2 separate regions of the Homo sapiens genome follow, and region 2 is linked to region 1. Evidence: chromatin loops called from intact Hi-C (ENCODE). Cell type or tissue: OCI-LY7. All regions are shown on one strand. Links, peaks and the distances in the headings refer to the core of each region. The heading gives the core; the rest is flanking DNA.

Evidence for each region. Hi-C counts contacts between places; a loop is a spot of excess contacts. Peaks named below come from ENCODE experiments on the same cell type or tissue, not always from the same donor. Only the 100,000 strongest peaks of a DNase experiment are listed, where the experiment ranks them.
Region 2: it touches region 1 in a loop (5-fold over the local background); 4 of 110 quality-filtered maps call a loop at or near these places.

What each region holds. Positions count from the first base shown.
Region 1 is chr3:34,101,725-34,112,317 of GRCh38, forward strand. No RefSeq gene overlaps it. Among named protein-coding and RNA genes, the nearest start is that of LINC01811, 52 kb to the right of the region's middle. RefSeq lists an enhancer at 5,470-5,519. In OCI-LY7, for the core only: a CTCF peak has its summit at 5,262 (motif pointing right); DNase peaks (open chromatin) are centred at 5,257, 6,157, 7,507 and 8,267; H3K4me3 peaks cover 705 bases; H3K27ac peaks cover 3,000 bases.
Region 2 is chr3:33,877,667-33,888,259 of GRCh38, forward strand. LOC105377024 (a long non-coding RNA gene) reads left to right here and starts at 1,188. Exons shown (of 3, transcript XR_940701.3): 1 at 1,188-1,231; 2 at 2,236-2,316; 3 at 2,447-2,609. In OCI-LY7, for the core only: a CTCF peak has its summit at 5,947 (motif pointing right); a DNase peak (open chromatin) is centred at 5,995; H3K4me3 peaks cover 290 bases.

The DNA of each region.
Region 1 (10,593 bases), core at 1,182-9,181:
AAAACTGTTCCATCTACATTGAAAATCTGTTGTTCAGTGTAGTACCTGTATGAATTGTCTTAGCTAGATCTTCTGGATTACTGGCTGCAGCTTTCACATCAGCACTTGCTGCTTCACCTTGACTTTTATGTTATGAAGATGGCTTCTTTCCTTAAGCCTCATGAACCAACCTCTTCTAGCTTCAAAGATTTCTTCTGCAGTTTCCTCTCCCCTCTCATCCTTCATAGAATTGAAGAGAGTTAGGGCCGTGCTGGAGATTAGGATTTGGCTTAAAGGATTGTTGTGGCTGATTTGACCTAGCCAGACTACTAAAACTTTCTCTCTATCAACAATAAGTCTGTTTTACTTTCTTGTCATTCATGTGTTCACCGGAGTAACAACTTTAATTTTCTTCAAGAACTTTTCCTGTCCATTCACAACTTGTCTGTTTGGTATAAAAGCCCTTGCTTTTGGCCTGTCTTAGCTTTCGATGTACCTTCCTCCTAAGCTTAATTATTTCTAGTTTTTGATTTAAAGTGAGAGATGTGCAATTGTTCCTTTCACTTGAACACTTCAATGCCACTATAAGGTTATTAATTGACCTAATTTCAGTATTGTTGCATCTCAGTGACCCAACTTCTTTATATGACTTAGTCAAGCAGGTTTTAATCAATTCCCAAATTAAACTTCACTGTTTGATGCAGAATTATATGACTCATTTTCTATTTTAAGCCAAGCATGCTTATTTCCTGAACCGTATACTTTTGTGCGTCCCTTGGCGATGCAAACAATTTCTGCAAGGGGGAATCCCCTTACATAAGGCTGACATATGCTTTTATTTTCTGCTACCCAAGATTATGTAATTCAAATAGAACTTAAGGGAATGCACCTTAAACACATTTAGGCACAGAGTAAAGCAGGATTGAGTGAAGAGCGAGCTCAAATTCATGGAAAAACAAATAAAGAGATATGTCATCCTTGTTTTGAGGTTGTGGGCTCATGGAAGTGGTGACATTTTCCAGGGAGGGTAGAATTGTGTGGAAGGGAGAAAACAGGAAGGGATTAAGGATTTTCATGTATATTCCAGGCACCATAAAGATGTCATTTTATTTAATCCTCATAACAAACTGTATGAGGCACTAAATTTACACACAAGGATGGTGAGGTTCAGAGTGGGCAAGTGATTTGTTCAATGTCTCACATAGTTATTAAGCAGTGGAGCCAAGATCTTAACCACGTCTGACTTCAAAGATCACACTTCTCCTAGAATACTATCAGGAGAAGAACGAAGGATTTAGAACAAATTTCTAGAGGATTCCTGTTCTTGGAGGACATTAGGAGATATAGCTATGTATCTAAATAAACACCCCTACCTGATTTTTTGTTCTTATAAAGTGAGGAATGCCTCTTGATGTGCTTCACAAAATTTATTTTTAAAAGCAAAAGACTTTTTAAAAATTGTAAATGTCCACTAAACAATGTTTTAAACCGAGGGTGAGAAAGATGGTGAAGAATGTCCCAAACCCACAGCAAATCAAATTTATTCTTGTAAATTACCTATAGGTAAAAAACAGTATTGAATAACTGAGTCAGTCAGATCTGAGTTTGAATTCTGATTGCTCCTGACACGTTGAGTGGCCTCAGACACGTTCTTGAACCTTTCTGAGGCTGTTTCCTCATCTGTAAAACAGGAATAATAACACCTGCTTTGCAGAGTTGACACTTTTCAGGGACAACAGCTAAGCTGTCCACAGATGGTGATTCCTTCCTTTCTCAGAAGCAAGTCTTCTTCAAATGCTGGTGAAAGCATGAAGAGCCATTTGGTAGAACATCAAAAGAAGGCGGAAGATAAACTAATTGTGCTCCCTGAGGAGTTTCCTTTAGGGGGTGATTTCTGCACTCTTATCTTATCTGACACCTACTGTTTTCCCTGCTTTCCCCTTTCCTAGCCCTCTTTTGTTCATTACCACTTCCACAGAAGTGGAGCAGAGAAACTGGGGAGACAAATCAATAAATTAGTGTTGCTCTATTTTAGCTGTAAGGGAAGGTTTGGTGGACAGTGTTTTATGTGTTTGCTTGAATATTTTGGACTGTTTGGGTTTCCCTTTTGGATTTTCTTCCTCATCTCCATCAGAAGCTGTGTGAAGTACACCTGTGCCCCAGTAGGCTGGGGGATGGAGTGGGATCCACCAGATAGACAGTGGACTCAGAAGTGGGGAGGACTCAGCACCACGGCCCAGGTATGCATCTACTCACACAAGGCTGGTGGAGTTTCTTGGGCCTCTCTGGGGGTCTTGCCTGTGGGTTCCTGGCACTCAACCTGCAAGACAGGGCCTGGTCCCATGTAGAATCTAGTGCAGGCTTGGACTCAGGAAGAGGAAGAACACCAGAAGTAAGAGAAGGGGGCTTCTGGGGTATTTGCTGCATGCCCATTTTAGGGGCTTCCCGCTTCATTCTATACCCCAACCTCCTTGACTATTCCTGTTTCCTTAACAGTCACACTTTCTCCTTCCTAAAATCCCTTTCCTACTTTCTTGCCAGCCTAACGCTTACTCATTCTTCACAACTCATCCTGGGCATTATCATCCTTAAGATGCCTTTGATACCTCCTCCTGGACCCTTTTTCTAGGTTAGGCAACTTGTTCTGAGGCTCTTGGTGCTGGACCTCACATTTTTCTTGGTTTCCATTACACTAAATTCTGAGACTCTGTTGACACATTAGGGGAAGGGATTGCAACTTGTTGATCCTAAACCCCTCTCTTTCTCTGTGTTTCTGAACCTGACCCTTGCTCTTTACCTCTGCTATCATCATCCCACTGAGCTCTCCCCATCTCTATCCTAGACTGTATTGGACTTTTACATTGTCCTCTGTCTTGAACCTCATATCTGTTCTCCAAACGAACCACCAGAGTGTCCTTCTAAAATATAGATTTTACTGTGCCACTCCTCTACTTAGGTGTTCATGGGCTCCCTCATTCCTGTAAGGCGCTGCATTAGCCTGAGTCTTAGGTCGGGTTGTACCCGAAGCAGACCCTAAGACAAAGAACCAAGTGCAAGTAGCTTATTTGGGAGATGAAGGAAACTTGAGAGGGGGTGGGTATGTGAGATAGGGAAGGAAAGGCAGCCAATATAGGGTGTGCTGGTGACAGAATATCACAGGGGCAATAGGAGCTTATTCCTGAGGAGTGCCTCTGAGAGGCAGTTTAGAACGTGCCTCAGTGATGTTACCCAAAGGGTAACCCAGGTTTCCCCCATAAAAACTCCCATTGGTCATTGCTTGAGTGTGTTCCCAGAAGTGTTAATTACCTGTCACTCTGATCTGCCCTGCAGAGGGCCTGAGCAGCTCCAGTGGCCAGAGAATGCCTTCAGGCAGTAAGTGGCAGATGAATTTGGGAAGAATAGTGAGTGCTGAGAGAAAATGGGCCAGGAGAAGGGGGGGGGTGCTGGCAGCATCCTCTACAGCCTGGCTCATAAGACTCTGCATGACCCAAGTATTTGCTGGCCATCCAGCCCCTTCTCCCTTCACTCCCATCAGTCTTTGTGCTCTAGTGCCCTGCACTGCCTGTGGGTCTCTGTATACCTCATGCTCTTTTGTTTTTCTTCCATGCTCTTGCTCATGATATGCCTTCCACCTCGGATGCCCTTCTCTCACTTCTCCATCTAGTTAACATGTACACATTCTTCGAGATTTAGCATCACCTTCTCCAAGAAGCCTTTCTTGACTGACTTCTTTCCCCTTCCCCAGCAAGATTTAGATGTCTTCAATGTAGCATCTTTCACAGGTCTGCTCCCCTCACCAGACCATGGGGTCTGTGGCACATATACTCCATCTGATTCTTCCTTGAGTCCCTGGTGATGAGCATGTGGCCTGGCATCTTAATAAACAAGCACTGAGCTGAACCATGCATCTGTGGTTCATTGTTTGGCACATGGCTTGGACTCAATATTTGTATCTTGAATTGAACTAATCTTTGCCCCAGCTCCCTCTTTGCGTTGGCAGAGGCAGAAAGGGGACAAAGTTGAGTACTCCCCTCCCCAGAGCACAGAAACACTTTGCTCTTCTTTTACCCAGAAAAATTGGAGCTGGAAGTGGTGACCGAGGAGAGGCACAGAGGACATAGGAGACAGAAAGCCATCAGGGACACTCAAACACACACTCACACACAAACACACACACACGCACATGTAAACAGATATATGTACAAACATAAAGAAAAAAGACAAACAGAATGAGGGAAGATGGACCCGGGAGCAAGGGAAAGATGGACAGACAAAGAGATGAAGCAAATAGTAAGGAAAATAGAAGAGATGGAAAAAGGGAAGAATAGAGGGCAGAAACAGGGAAAGGAGAAAATAAGGCCAAATAATGTGCAAATTGGGAAAGATGTGAACAGAAACCCCTGGAACAAGGTTTTCCATCTGTCAGGGCAGCAGAGATGGAGATGGGAGTTGCACCTATGGGCTATTTGTCTCATCTCCCATTGCTGGACCAAAGGTGGGGGTGTATGTAGGGGTGGTGCAGGGTGAGGAGGATGAGGGGGCTGCTGCTGTCTGTCCTGAGCCAGAAGAATGGGGCACGCATTTGTTACTATTGTCTAGTGTGCCTCCTCTGGTGGTGAGTGGTGTCTGGTATTTGTTGGGCCCTCTCTTTGTCCTCTTTTAGGGAGTCAAATCTGCAAGGAATGGGGCAGAGTGATATAGCCGCTCCCATGTGCATGCCTTTGGCCTTGTGCTGTTGGATTTGCATTGGCTCATAAAAGAATAATGAACTATATCAATTTTTAAAGCTGCCTAATGCTCCTCTCAGCTCAGCTGTCTAAAAGTTTGCAAAGCAGACTACATGGCTCCTTGGAAGAAGGCCAGGACACATGACCAAGAGTCAGGGCTGCTGCTGTGACTGCTAGCACCCTAGATTGTTCCTTGGTGGGTGCCACAATGGTGGGAGGGGAGAGAAATGACCCGACTGTCATTTGGGACAGAGGGCAGGAGCTGAGAGAAGAGCATTTTGCATGAATTGCCTTCTTTCTGAGTTCCTAGGTAGACCGAATTCAGGAGTTTGGGAAAAATTTCTAAAAAGGCAAGTTCTTTGATTAAATCCTTTACCATAGATATTTTCTTCCCTACATGTGTTTGCTAACTGTGCCAGTTATAAAGCTATTATCTCTCAGCTCCAACCCAACATCCTGAACTCTGTTCGGTGATGCTGGGGCTGGGTCTCTGCAAACCACATTTCTGCCTTGCCCACTGGTTCCTTGTTAAGCTTTGCCAGTAGGGGGCAGAAGAGGGTGAAGGAATTTGCTTCTTCCTGTTTCCTTACTGTTCTGTGCAGTACCCTGGCAATGCTTTCTCACCTTAGCAGAGCCAGCTCATTCCCATAGCAGCAGCTGAATACACTTGGTAGGTTTTCCAGCATTCACAGAACCAACCTCACTGGGGAAACTCCATGAAGCCATCGACACCAGCCAGTTGCCACCTGCTCCTCAGAGGTCTAGGTCCCATCTCTGAAGGCCTCCTCCTCCAATCTTCTGAAGTTTTAACAATTCCAATATCTTCCCAGTGTTCTGCCATCTCTAGGGATTGAATAGGGTGACCAACTCATCTGGTTTTCCTGGGACTTTCTAGGTTTTAGAGAACTGAAATTCCAGTATCCTGGCAACCTCTTCAGTCCTAGGCAAGTTATGAATGTTGTTCACCTTAGAGCAGTAGATGCTTCCTGCAGTTGCTACCTCAGTTACTGAGTTAATACTGTTATATCAAGATAGCAATTCTTTATAATAATTTTTCTCTGTCTGAGTAACTGGTGTGATTTCTGTCCCTGATTGGATCTTGATGCAGCCTCATGTCTGATACTTAGGAAGCAGTGTTAAATCAGAGAGCATCCATTACTGTGGGCAAAATATAAAATGTTCCACTAAGGAGTATTACCTTGTTTTATCACTGCTATTTTGATCACTACTGCTATAGCAGCAGCTGCTGCTCTGGGTGATAACAATACCTCACATATGTATAGCATCTCACAGCTCACGGAGCATGGTTGGCCACTATTTTTTGCTTGCTTTTCCAAGAGCTTTGTGAGGTAAGTACTATCATCTCTGCCTAACTAAATTCGGAGAGGGAGAGTGACTTGCCCAAAGTCACATAGCTAGTCACATATTGCTGAGTTTCAAACTTACTTAAAAAAGAAATTCCGGTTCTTCCTCTTTTTACCTTGTAGCCTTTCTTGAGTTTAGTTGCAGGCAAGCAGCTGTTATCTTTCAGTTTTTAGTGCTTCCCACCCTGCTTCCCGTAGCCTCCACCCAGAAGCCTTTGAAGTTTATCTAGCTCTACTGGACAAAATGGACCACAGTGATGCATGGACTAAGGGTACTAGGTTCTGGGTCCTGCACATTCTGCTGGACATCGCTTCGATACTCAATGCTGACATGTTTTACATTTCCAGTGGATTTTCATTTAAACTAAAAGCTTTCTACAACCTTGGACTTAGACTGGGTTCACTTAAAAGGCATTTCTCAGAACACTCAATTTTATTAATATCATAAAATAATGTATGTTAAATAGCTGGATCATTTTATATTCAGAAAACACTCTCAATTTGAACTGCTTTATTTGGATAGTGATTGAAGGATTCCTGTAATTGATCTTGCTAGGTGGCCTTGGAGAAGTTTGTCTGGAAGATGGAGATTGTGGGAGTGCTAGGAAGGCAATGCAGCCTGTGCCTTAGCACCATCCAGCACCACCCCTCTGCTACCATGGAGAACAAAAACATCTCTGACGTAGGCCCTACCCTTGGACTGCTTATACTTTAATTATTGAAATCAGAGCCTGTGCTTAATGATTCTGAAGCAATGATATGATTCTGGCAGCCATGTTAGAGTGGATGGAGCACTGTATTCGGACTTAGAAGACTGGTAGAAGTGAGAAACTTGAGTAAATAACAACCTCTCTGATCCTCTGTTTTCTCAACTCTAAAATATGGGTAATATTTAATATCGATTAGGATGTAGTTTTGAAAATATTAGAATCCACAGATGGCCAAATCTTTCCTTTTTCATCACCTCTTATGTCCACTGGTTTCTCAAGAAAGTTAAACACACAATAACAGAATAGGATCCAAAGTAGTATTTTACTGATACCTAGGCAAGAACCCCCCAAACTCCAATATACTTGCATTAATTATTTAGTGCTTACTGACATAAAAGAGCACATATTTCTTATCTTACAGATTCTGTGGGGCATAAATTTGGGCCTGGTTTAACTGGGTCCTCTGTTTCATGGTCTCTCATGAGACTATAATCAAAGGACCAGCCAAGACTGGGTCCTCATCTGAAAGCTCAACTGGAAAAGTCTGCTTCCAAGCTCACTTAACGTGACTGATGGCAGGATTCAGAGTCTTTTGAGCTGTTATACTGAGAGCCTCAGTTTCTTGTTGGCAGTTGGCCAGAGGCTGCCCTCAGTTTCTTGTCATGCAGTCCTCTTTAATTTATCACCTTGCTTCATCAAAGCCAGCAAAAGAGAGTTTGTTAGGTGTCTAGAATGGCTGGCAGCTGGCTAGGGCTTACTGTCTCCAGATGGTTCCTCATTGTTTTTTTTTTTTTTAACACAGCTGCTGGATCCTAAAAGTGTGAAAATGGAAACTGTTAGGTCTCTAAGGCTTAGATTACAGAATTTGTGTAATATTACTTCTGCCAGCTTGGTGCAGTGACTCATACCTGTAATTCCAGCACTTTGGGAGGCTGAGGCAGGAGGTTTACTTGAGGCCAGGAGTTTGAGACAAGCTTGGGCAACAGCAAGACCCTGTGTCTACACAGAAAAGATTAGCTTGGTGTGGTAGCACACACCTGTAGTCCTTGCTACTTGGGAAGCTGAGGCAGAAGAATCCCTTGAGCCCAAAAGTTCAAGGCTGCAGTGAGCTATGATTACACCACTGCACTCTAGCCTGGGTGATGGAGCAACACCCTGTCTCTAAACAAAACAAACAAACCAGCAAACCAAAAATCCACATTGCTTTAGCCCATATGCTATTGGTTGAAACAAGTTACAGGGCCAGCCTGGAATGAAGATTGGGGAAATAGACTCCACCTGTTGATGGAATGAGTGTCATGCATGTACTGGGATGGGCAGATTGCTGGCTGCCATTTTGCAGACAGTCTACCATAGCTGTGCACCTAGCCTTTTGCTTGATGTAGAAAGCAAGACTCAGCTTAAACATGTGCGGCAGTTGAAGTCATTCAAGCAAATAGAAGGTACCCTGAAGGCTTTGAAGGATCTTCCAGCTCTCAGGGGCCTATGTTTCCACTGAAAGCCATGACTGTTTTGCAGGAGACTCTGCTAGTACCAGTTCAAGGAAGGGGAAGTGAAAGCTGCTTGCTTGGTTCTAGACAGCACGTTTTATTTATCCCTGAGAAGTAAGACAGAAATGGAATGCCATCAGGATTTGAAAACATTTCTTTAAATATGATGCACTTAAATCCAAAGGCAGGTAATGAATTTTATTTCATGAGTAAAGCTTCAATATCTTTGATGAGCATATGCAACAAAAGCTGAAAACAAAAGGCATAAAATTACCATGGTGATGGCTAATTGTGTTGAATCTGCATATATTAGTTCCCAGTGACACAAATAACACTCTGGTAGGCTAAAGTGCTAAGACACAGAAAGTATTGTTCTGTTTAAAATGAAAATCACAGTCTGCTTTGATTAAAAAATAACATTAGATATATTAATATTGGCAAATTAAATACTGTCTAATGGTGAACAGAAAAGAAAATCATCATTTCCCCTCCAAACTATTTGAGAATCCAGTTTAGGATTATTGTGCTAGGGACAGGAATATGGTGATAAGCTCTGTACTAGAGGGACTTTTGAAATAGAATATTGATCTTTGGGGTCTTCCTCTTTCCTTTCAGCAGCATTTTTTGCACTGGCATTCTTTTCTCCAGATACCCAATTGTCTCCTCTGTAACTGGCACTGTGGTAGGAACTACAAGAAAGATAAAAAAGAAATATGAGGCTGAACTTTACAGTCATAACCAGTAGGCCTCAACACCTGCCAACTTTGGGCAAATAATTTACTTATGTGAAACTCAATTTCCTCATATGTAAAATGCGGAGAATGTGCACCTTGAATAAGATAATGACTATAAAGCATCCAGAACATATCATTTGTTAATGATATTAGTTGGAGAGATAAGGCCAGTTCACTTGAAATAATGGCAGAGTCAGGGAGACACTACAGTTATGTGTCAAACTGTCATTTGGGCTCCAAATTCTGGGGAACTTCAGAAAAGGAGGTCAGGCTTCCTGAATAAAAGGAGGCTTGAGCTGGGCATATCAATTGAGCAGACAAGTGCTGAGAGTCTGCACTTGCAAAGCATCTTATAAAGGATGGTGTGAAGGCAGAAATAGGCATGTTGGTGGGCAAGAGGGAGACTTAAATAATGTGCATGAAAGTGATGGCAACTAGTGTTGGGATTGCATCACAGAGGGTCATGAAATCCCGGTACAGGAGCATAGGATGTGATGGGTCTGTCTAGCAAGCAGGCTCCAGTTCTTAATGCCCTTAAGAAATCATATATATTCCTAATTATTTTAAGTTTGTGTAATGTGCCTTTTTCCCTGGAACCATTTCAGTTTCCTTTTTTCTTTCTTTTTCCAAATTATAATCCAATCTTCACCCTATAGTGCACTGTTTACTTTGAAGTGCAATTAAAGGACTGGGCCAAAAAGCAAATGGAGCACATCTTGCCAACTCTACCTGCAAAGTGCTTTACATTTGCTTAACTGTGACTCAGATTCGGAACGACCTGAGAAGGAACGGGCAGTGGTGTTTGGGTGCTGACAGCGCCATCTATTACCTTGCTGGCAGCCAGGAAAGAGAGCCAGTGGAACTATTTGAGAAAGGATGAACTAGGAAGCAAATAGTGATTCAAGATGAATAATAATTTCTCATACCTGTATTGTGATTTACAAGTCTTTAGAATGCTCTCACAGTCAGTAACTCATGTAATTCCTAGGACAACCCTATGAGGTTATTAAAGAAAATGCTGTCCTCATTTTACACATGGGAGAGCTGAAATTGAAAGAAAAAAGTCTTGCCCAAGTTTACAAAGCAAGTCAATGCAGAGGTAATTGGAAACTCAAGTTGTTACTTTCACCCATCAAATGTCTGTTCTGTGTTAACTGCTCCGGAATCCTCTGCCTCACTGTGTTGGTGGTAGACTGGAGGACACTATATTATGGATTAAATAGTTAGGGAACCAGCCAGGAGGCTATTTTTGGTGAATCAGACATGAGGTGAGGAGGGGTTGCATGATACCAGAGCTTCACTCTCTTATGATCCCTTTGGGCATTGTTTTTCAGTCTCCCAGTTGGCTCCCTTCCTCTCTGCTTAAGCATTGGCACCTCCCACTGTTTGGCTGTTGCCTCTATTCTCTTCTCTCTCTCCATGCTCCCATGGGTGAAGCCACTCTCTATAAAAGTCATTAACTTTTAGGATCCATTCTTTTTTTTTTTTTTTGAGACAGAGTCTTGCTCTTTTCACCCAGGCTGGAGTGCAGTGGTGAGATCTCGGCTCACTGCAACCTCCGCCTCCGGAGTTCAAGCAATTCTCTTGCC
Region 2 (10,593 bases), core at 1,503-9,502, 220 kb before region 1:
AGTGGCAATTCTAGTTTTAGTTTAAAAAAAAAAACTAAAAACCATTTTTTTGAATTAACTCTTTAATACTAAAGATTTTTAAATTGCTTATAGATATAATTTTTTTGCAATTTACTTTTTTTCTTTTACATTCTCAACATAGCAAAATACTGTAAGAATGATTAGGGACTGACATTTTTAATAAAATCATCACTAAGTTTTACTTCTCAATATACTCTTTTTTTATAGAGAATGTTGTTATATGTCCAACCACTGATTTTTGGTTCTTGTGAAGTGCTTTCTTTTGTGGATAGTTGTTCAATTTGGTGTTCCTGCAGAGGGGATGATGGCTGGAGGCTTCTATTTGGCCACCTTGCTCCATCTCTCCTATTTTAGGCTTTTTGATAAATCTCTGTGCAGTTTTCCATAGTGGCTGTACTAGTCTACATTCCCAGCAACACTGTATAAGAGTTCCCTTTTCTTCGGATCCTCACCAACACCTGTTATTTTTGTCTTTTTAATAGTAGCATTCTGACTGGGTAAGATGACATCTCATTGTGGTTGTGATTTGTATTTCTCTGATGATTAGTGATGTTGAGCATTCCAAAACATTTTCAAATATGGCCATGATATTTTATGATTTGGTACAATCTTTACTGATCTCACATTTTCCCCTGTAGATAGTAGCTGCTTGATTTCACTGATATCATGGTAGCCACTCTTTTTTATATAATCGTTGTTAGTTGAAAATTAGCCCCCTGTTCCTGCAAGGATTCCCCCTCCCCATTTCCTTTAGATGTTACGTAACCTGAGCTAGAAATAATGCAGCGCTGTTAGAATTTAGCAAAACAACTCTAGGATGTGTGTTTACGCAGAATGTATGCCATACCAGCCCCCACAGTCAACCCCCATAAACCACCCCAGCGTATGAGCTCAGGGCTGCCTCCTCTGCCTGTCAAGGAGCAGCCCAGCAGGTCAGTAAACTCACTTGCTTGACTTTGGGTCTACTGGTCCTTTCTCTTGGCTGACTTTACAATAGTGACTCGCTCAACATCAACTATGTATTTGCACTTGCTAGTTCTAAGCACTGGTGAGTGTTTGAATAATTCATTTTGTTTTTACTTTTCAGAGACAGTCTCACTCTGTTGCCCAGGCTGGAGAGCAGTGACATGATTATAGCTCACTACAGCCTCGATCTTCTGGGCTCAAAAACATCCTCCCACCTCAGCCTCCCAAGTAGCTGGGAATACAGGTGTGTGCCACTTCACCTGGCTAATTTTCAATTTTTGTTTTTGTAGAGATGGGGGTCTAACTATTTTGCCCAGGCTGATCTTGAACTCCTGGCCTCAAGTGATCCTCCTGCCTTGGCCTCCCAAAGTGCTGGGATTACAGGTGTGAACCCCCAAAATATGAGCCAGGTCTGAGTTAATTTAGAAAGTTTATTTTGCCAAGGTTGAGGACATGTGCTTGTGACACAGCTTTAGGAGGTTCTGACGACACGTGCCCAAAGTGGTCAGAGCACAGTTCGGTTTATACATTTTAAGGAGACATGAGACATCAATTAACATATATAAGATGAACATTGGTTTGGTCTGGAAAGGGGGACAACTTGAAGCAAAGGTAGGAAGACTCAAGCCGGGAGGGGGCTTCCAGGTCATAGGTAGATAAGAGACAAATGGTTGCGTTCTTCTGAGTTTCCGATTAGCCTCTCCAAAGGAGGCAATCAGATGCGCATTTATCTCAGTGAGCAGAAGGTTGACTTTTAATAGAATGGGAGACAGGTTGGCCCTAAGCAGTTCCCAGCTTGACTTTTCCCTTTAGCTTAGTAATTTTGGAGCCCCAAGATTTCCAAGATTTTCCTTTCACACAGGCATGAGCCACCATGCCCAGCCAGTAGTAATTCATTGAAGTTTCATATGAACCCTATGAAAATGGTATTTTTTCATTCATATTCATTGAAAACAGAGGAGTCAGCTTCATTGTAGAGAAGCTGAGCAACTTGTCCAAGGCCACATGGCTGCCAAGTAGCTGAGCTGGGGCTCAGGTTTCTTTCACCCTGTTGCCTCTCATCTGAACTGCTCCAACAAGTGTAGCTTCCTCTTGACTGCTGCTCTTGCCTCTGCCGCTGAAAACAGCTAATGTTTATAGAGCGCTTGTCATGTTACAGGTCCTCTTCTAAGAATTTAAAGTCCATTAACTTATTTTAGCTGAGCACCACTTGTGAGGTGGCCACTGATTTGATCTCTCATTTTACAGGAGAGGAAGAAACAAGGCACAGGGGAGCTTGAGTACCTGGGACTGGCCTGTGATGAAGCTGGGATCTCACTGCAGTTAGATGTTAGTTTTCAAAGTTTCTCCTGTTTCATGGAGTTTTGTTTTGTAGAAAGACTTTTGTTCTCATTCCTTCATTTTTTTTTTCTTCCCAGTCATTCAAAACTATATGTTGAGAGACTACTTACTCTTCTAGGTGCTGGGGATTAAACTGTGCCTGGGAATTTGCATTCCAGAAGAGAAGGATATTGAACTAGAAGGATAGGTTTGCAAGTGAATACTGTATTAAGATGTGAATTTGTGGGTGGCAGTGCTCTTGTATTTGTCCCTGTTTTCATCTCCAGCCAGGTGGCTAAACCCGTTGCATATTCCTGCCCCTGGGATTGTTTGTTGGGTTGGAGGGTGGGTGGGAGCAGAAGCTGGGGTCTCTGGCAGGAGTCAAAGGGAGTGGTAACATTTCAGAGGGGATGAGGTTTTGGTTTAGGAGATCACAGCATTCCCAGAGGTATCATGCTTCAAACGCAGTGGAGCTTCCACATCTGAAGGGACAGCGAGGCCAGGCAGCAGCCCAGGGAGTGCCTGGCAACCCCTGGGGTATTTGTGTGGGGAACCAGTAATTACTGAGACGGAATTTCTCAGCACCCTGAGGAATGAGCTTCTGAGGCAGAAACAAATTCAATCAATCAATCAATCAATCAATCAATCAATCAGTGAATATTTCTTGTGTCCCTGGATTGGTGGGCTTCAATTCACATCCACCCACCACATTTGGTCCATCTCTGGAATGGCAAAGAATATTTACATCACACACAACTGCACCCCATGGTCTGATGATGACGCCCATTGGAGATTTGCTGAGCAGAAATAAGGCTCTCAGAAGCCGCTGTTGGGAAGGGGATGAAGACGAAGCTGAGTTTGAAGAGCAGCCTGAATGCTCTCACCCACTGGTCAGATGTGAGGGTCACCAGAATGGAGAGGAGGTAAATCACTTATTCCACAGTGTTGAGATTCTTCCGTCTTTCTTTCTTTCTTTTTTTTTTTTTTTCTTATTTCCCAGGCAAAATACCCTATGACTGAGAGAGAAGAACCTGAATCCTGGCATTCAAGAATATTCCTACAGTGGCCCAGCCTGGTCATGCCATGTAAGGCCTAGGCCAATGCATTGCCCCACCTGTGGGGAAGGCTGTTTTGTCATGGTGGAAATGAACCCACTGGAAACAATGGGTGTTTTGGGGAGAATGAAGCTCCCACTTGGCCCCAGTAGAAGAGCATTCGAGTCTTGCTGGGGCCCATTTCTGAGATGCACCAGAAGTTAATCAACTTTTTAGTGTCAGAAGACGCTTATTTGATCCCTGGGGCCCATTTTTGAGATGCACCAGATCAGAGGCTGAGAAACTGCAGAGCTCAGTGACATCACAAGGGTGAGGCCCTCGGGCCCCAGGGCTTTCAGAGCACAGGAAGGTTCAGTGCTGAGTCTGACTACTCAGAGCTCCAGAGTAGGCTTTCTTGATGCTGCAACCATCACCAGCACACAGTGGGCTGCCGAAAAGTGTCTGCACCTACCCAGTGAGGACAGGGTGCAGGGGCTCGTCCTCAGTGCTAGACTTCACAAGCCAGGGCTGTGTCTTCAGAACCGGTGTGGACAAACCTGAGTGGCATATCCCATTCCAAGCTCTATCTGACAGACCCTCACCCTCACACCTGCTCCCAACCACAGACGCTGTAAAGGCTGGGTACTAACGGGTGACGGAAACCAGTCAAAGAGAAAAGCTGATTTTGGTGGCTCGCACCCAGGCCTTGCTGTTCAGGCCAGCACATGCTGACATGTCACCAAAGCTAATTATCCTGAAGGACCCTCCCAAACTCCTGGGAAATGGGCTTTTGATTCTGGGTCCCAAGAGTGAGGGTCTACCCTCTGCCCTTTGTGGGAGGCGGGGGCCTACCGGTGGGGGGCACGGTGAGGTTAGCCAGGCATACCGTCCTTGGGGATTGGTCCTGACAAGGCCACTGGGACATGTGGGGAGACATGGGACATTTCACAGGGTGTTCAGCCATCAAGAAATCTTGCAGTTGATGTTAATGGCTGAGGAGTGCTTGGGGGCAGGAATCCAGGGTGGGCCTAAGAGTAGTTGGTAGTACACCACTGGTGCTCCTTCCTAGGGGAGACTGCTGCCCTCTCTGTGTGTGCTTTCATGTGGAGTGGGGAAGGTGGTGCTTGTGCCGGCTGGGCAGTGGAGCATTTCAGACAAAGAGGCATGTGTTGAGGGGTTCAGAGGTGAGAAGGGGCAGCAGGCAGGAGACCTCAATTAAATGTAAAAAGCCTCAAGAAATTGTAAGCACAGGAGAGCAGTGGTCAGATGAGGGTTAGATAGCTCAGCAGGGAGAAGGAGTACATTTGGACTTGATGCGGAATTCCTTGGCAGATTAGAGGCTTATAGAGAGGGGTCTGGGTGCTCCATCCAGGGCGTCCTTTGTGGGCCATGGGTGCTGTGCTGTGGGAGTCACTATCTGTGGCTGTGGGGCCTTCAACTGACCTTCAGTCTTGCCTACTCGCTGCCTCTCCCAGAGGCACGGATACAACAGGGAGCCTCCCTGTGGACTGGCTTTTCTCCCCAAGCCGTGGGGACCCATGGGGTCTTCTGGGAGGCAGTGGTGGCCTCACCACCAAGCAGCCGTATGACTCTGGGCAAGACTTTTGCATCTAAGCCTCCATTGCCTCACTGTTGAAATGAGAGTAATAATCCCTTCTTGAGAGTGGTAGAAAGCTGAACAGACTGGCCCTGGTAGGTGCTCAGACACTTGGCTGTTTTAATTATTCCTAGTACAGGCAAACCTGCCCCCACCACCCCACGCTTGTGGAGACTTTGCTGGGTTTATTGGCCCTCCTCTGCCCCCAGTCCTCTCTACACTTTATTTTGCTGAAATTCACTTCAACAGGGGGATGTTCAGCCAAGACAGGACAGAAGCTGGTGCTCCTGACTTTTTTGGATTTGCTTCAGCTGGATACAATGTTTTGGGTTGACCATTTAATTCAGATTTCCTAGTTCTCACACACCTTGGAGGATTTTTCCCCGGAAATACTACGAAAGTGGTAACTTCGCCTCGTGTAGAGAGACTGCTCAATGAATAAATTAAGCTAGATTAGAACAGCTGGGTTTCACCAAGCCCAAGGGGCCCAGGAACAGAATTCAAAGGATCAGTGAACTAGAGGGCCAGGCATGGTGGCTCACACCTGTAATCCCAGCACTTTGGGAGGCCGAGGCTTCAACAGCTCAATGAACTAGAATGGGAGATTAGAGCTTAACTTTTGAAATTTAGAATTTCCTTCAGTTATAAATAGCAACAAACCAACCTTTGTAGTATTACCAGAAACTGAGACTTTATTTCTAGAAATCTCAGCTTTTCACATATTGTTACAGCTGCCACTGATTTCTCAAAATGTCATTTATGCCCATCATAAAGGAGCATATCATGAATTTATGGTAATTAGACCTGCCACTAGGTCTTGTTATTTACTGTGTTAAAAAAGAACATCTATCTGCATAGCCCCCACTTGTTTCATAATTGGATAAATTAATTGAAATGCAATTAGTTTTCTTTGTAATTATGAATTTCGGAAGAAGTCCATAGGCTTCTTCTGACACTAAAAAATTGATAAACTTCTAGACATTGGAGAACTGGAAGGATAAAGTGGCAATTCCCAGTTTAGCCACAAGAGGGAACTATTTCACAACTTATGTTTAGAAAGATCATAGCTGGGATTTTTCTTATTTCCTCTTAACTCGTTCTAAAATTGGTTCGAATTTTCTTCTTTACTGTTAGCAGTGTAATTGGGGTGCTGTGATGAGGCTCTGTAGCGGATACCCCGCCAAGAGCTGAAGCATCCCTGTCTCATGAACCCAGGAAGACGTGATATGAAAAAGTGAGTCTCCCAGGCACTAGATGAGAATGCCAAGTTTAGTGCCCCAGCTTGTTTGCTGTCTTCCCCCTGCCCCCTGAAACCTTGTAGAGCAGAGACGATACCTCCTTTTTTATTCTCATAGGAACAGTTCCTTCTTCAGGTTAGAAACACAGCTGAAGGTTTTCCACGAATACAGTGGCTGTTAGAAGAATGTGTTGTTTGTGTGTATGTGTGGGAAGGGGGCAGAGGCAGGGTTGGCGTGGGAGGGAGGGAAATGAGAGCTTTAGAGGTGGAGAGAGGCTGTGATCCTATAATAAAAACCCGAGGACCTGGCCAGGCCTTCCACTTGGTTATGCAGTGGTTGCCCCTAGGGCTGATTTTAATGGGAACAATTTCACACGTTCCCTTGTCGTTTGGCCACATCAGCACTTAGGTCACCGTATATATTTAAGTGCACAGAATTGAGGTCTTAGAGTGTCTAATTGCAAAGGGCGGCAGCCACTTTCACAAGTCAGCATCCTACGGAGGAGTAGCTCTGCAGTCCCTCACTTGCCCTGAAGTAGGTCAGGCTGGAGTAAATGCAGCAGATGTCCACGTGGGCGCAGTCGCGGCCACAGAACACAGTTCTGAGTTCAAACCTACTTGTGACTCCAAAATTAACATTTGTTACACTGTCTGCCTCTCTGGCCTTTAGGGATTGTTGCCTGTTTTTTTTGTCCCCCAATGTTAGTTATGAGCAACATTGAACAACTCACTGTTGAAAGCAGGGCTTTACAGGCTCCATCCTAAATGCTGGGGCCAGGAGAGAACCAGCCGTAAGTGCTGTGGATCCCTAGAGCTCACAGGATGCTTGGCACGTGTTGGGTAAATACAACCCCTCTGAATACGGTCCTTTCAGGTGTGTCTACCGTGTGACCAGCAAGTTGTTGATCTTCTCTGAGCCGCAGTTTCCTCATACATAAAACGGGAATTCTTTTACCTCAGGAGATTGTGGTGAGAAGTAAGGAAACAGATAGTATACACAGTTAGCACCGTGCCTGGCCATTGTTACTGAGGATCACAGCTTTGTTCCTTAAGCATATGGTGTGCATGGGACAGACAAATAGTAGCCAAGAGCATGGGCTGCTGGTGCATCCTGCCTCACTTTATGGCACTGGTGCTGCCAATAACCTGGTGAACTTAATAACTGCTCTTCATTAAAGTGCCAGGATTTATTTTGTGAGATGACAGTGTGACAAGTTGGTGCAGAGCATGGGCCCTGGAGCTGGATGGCCTGGGCTAAGTCCCAGATATGACTTATGGCTGCAAGACTTTAAACAAGTTCCTTAGTGTCTCTGTCTTTAGTTTCCCATCTTTAGAGTAGGGACCATAATGGTACTTTCTGCATAAAGTTATTATGAGTTAATGCATGAAAAGCACTAAGAATGGTCCCCGGCACATTAGCAATTACTCAAAATTATGAGCTATTATTATTACTGTTATTGTCCTAGACAACTTGCTAAACATTCTCTGATGACAAATTTCAAGAGTTGTGTGAATCTTCTAGACAGTCTAGACCAGTGGTCTCATGCTTCTGGAACCTGTTTCCTCAACATGCTAGGGTAGTGGGGTGAGGATGGGATGGGAATGGATGAACCTGGGTGGTACGGTGGTGGGGGTGATGGTGGAGGTAGTTGATCAGTGGCAGTGGGACTGTGGTGGTACCACGGTGGTGGAGTGATGGTTGGGTGAAGGTCGGGTGGTGTGATGATGCCTGGGTGGTTGTAGTGAGGTAGTTGTTGGTGCTGTGGTTGTTTCTGGGGTAATGGTGGTGTTGGTGGAATGATGTGTACTGGTGGTCGTGGGTAGTCATCATTGGTGGGGTGACGTGAGGTGGTGGAGTGGGTGATGGAGTGATGGTCAGGTGGTGTTGGTGGAATGATGTGGACTGGGGGTGGTGCATAGTTGGTACGGTGGGGTGGTTGGTGTTGGTGGAGTGGTAGGTCGGTTGGGGTGGCTGTTTGTGATGGTGGTGGAGTGATGGACAGGTAGTGTTGGTGTTGTTGATGGAATGATAATGAAGGGTTGGTGGAGTGATGAGGAGGTAGCTGTTGGTAGTGTAGGTTGGAAAATGATGATGGAATAGTTGGTTGGTGGTGGTGATGGAGCCGTAGGGGCAGCAGTTGGTGGTGGCAGGCTCTGGCAGTGGTGACAAGATAGGAGGAGCAGCGCTTCTCTCTGACTCCTTGGAGGCCATCCTTGCTGTGACCACCATGGTAGTGCCAACTTCAAGAACTAGGTTTGTGCCTGATTCTAGCTCTGCAGGACTCCTGGCTATTCTCCCAGAGGGCCCTGGTGCTTCCTCCGCCTGGGTCAGTCCTGGGTGTGCTGGAATTCTAAGCTGCAAGATCAATTTCTGCTTGTGGTCTCAGAACTTGTTTCATTTATTTATGGACATGCCCACACTTGATTTTATAGTCTTGCCTCATACTCCATTTTTTTTCTTTGAGAAACCACAGGCACTTTAAAGATATTGTACAAATATTTCTTATAACAACTTTTTGATGCTGGGGTCAGGTAACAGAACCTTGCTTTATAGGTGACAAAATTGAGGTGATTCTCCAGGTTACATGTTTCTTAAACCATTGAGAAGTGACATCTCGTTTACAACCCTTCCTGTGGCTGGTAGAATTAATTTTTGTTGGAAAAAAAGGTCATTTTGTTATATTTAAACCTCCCCTCAACTATGAAAAAAGAGAGCTGTTTCTTTTCTTTTTTCAGAGAGCCCACTGGGCGCCTTGTTCCTGTGTATTTGTCCATGACCCTAATTCTTTACTGACGTGAGCGAGGTACCAGGAGTGGGGGCTGCAGAGTGAGGACACGGGAGTGGACGTAAAGTTTTCATTTGAAGCTTCAGTGAATGGGGTCTGTACAACCCTTGTCATCCAAGGGAGCCATTTTGGAGAGAAAAAACAAAACAAAACAAAAAAACTTCTGTTATTTTTGACCACTTAAAAAATATTTGCTTCACATTTGGTAAAACTGAGAAAAATCACATTTTCCTTAGTGAAAGCAGCTGCAGTTTCTTCCATAGCACCTTTGAAGATGGGATGGGAGGGGAGCCAGGGATGGTGCACTGTTGGTGCATGGGCCAGGGCAAGTGCAGGTTGCCTTTAAGCAGATGTGTTTTAACTGAAAAAGGAATAAAAGGGTACACTTCAGGACATACTTATCCCCAAAAGGCTGCTTCCTAAAAATGCTAATTGTGCATGTTAAACAGAAACCATAGGCTCCTGACAGCCTCACAGAGTCCTGTTTGTGGATGTTTTATGGAGGTGATTTAAACCCTAGGACTCTTCCTTTCTTCCCTCTCGTGAAGGATCTTGGTGTTACCAACTCATTAGCTCGTGTTCCTGTTATTTGCCTGCAGTTGCAGTCCTCTGCTTTCAATAAACGGGCCTAGCACTGTCAGGGGATGTTGAAGTCACGGAGGTGGCCACACTGGATAATCAACAGTGATGACAACTTTGCAAATTTAAGAACAGCACACGAGGCAGAAATGAGAAGCCGCATGAAGTGCTGATGAAGAGCAACTTTCTAATATCCTCCTCCTGTGGTTCCACATGAGATGTGAGCTGTGAAGGAAAGAGAGTTATGAACCAATTGGTGCTTTGAATTGAGATTCTCAGAGTCCACCCATGCTGCTTTGTGTGGAGTCTTGGGGCATTTATTCAACAAAGACATCCTGGGGACCTACTCTGTGCCGGACCCTGGGCTAGGTGCTGGAAGGAAGTGATAAGGAAGACAGGGACCCTGTCATTGGTGAATAAACAGTCACAGGGGAGAGATGTAGACAGACATGGATACCAGGAAATGCAATATGGAGTGAGAAGTGTTGTAACAGAGTGTTGTTCCAAAAAGGATTCAAGGAAGCTGGAAGTGTGCACAGGTAACACAGGAATACATGAGAGAGAAGTTTTGCTCTGCTGGATTGAAGATCAGAGTGGAAAAGATTGTCAATGGCCACCTGCCAAAGGCCACCAGGGAAACACCTGCAGTCATAATTTGCTACACCAAAAGAGAGTGAATGCCACAGAGAACCGTGGATGTGTGGATAAGAGGGAGTTAGTGGGGCTTACTGGAGGATTTGGTCATGTGTTTGGTGATTTGGGGAAGAGTACAATGAAGCTGGGCTCTGTTCTGGATTGGTGCTGTCAGAAAGTGGGGCAATTTGGTGAGTGAGCATCTTACACTAGTACTAGTGTACTAATACTGGGGTTAGAGGTATCACTGGAAAAGAAGCAGCAGCATCTCATGTTAGCCTAGGGAGAGGGAGGTTTGGTCACTCTTGTGATTGCACAGGGTCTTTGTTTTTACCTCTGTTCAGGTCTGATCATGGAGCAGCCATCTGCTCCTGAAGTTCTTTCTGAAGTCTTTCTGAAGTTCTCAACTGCTACTGATAT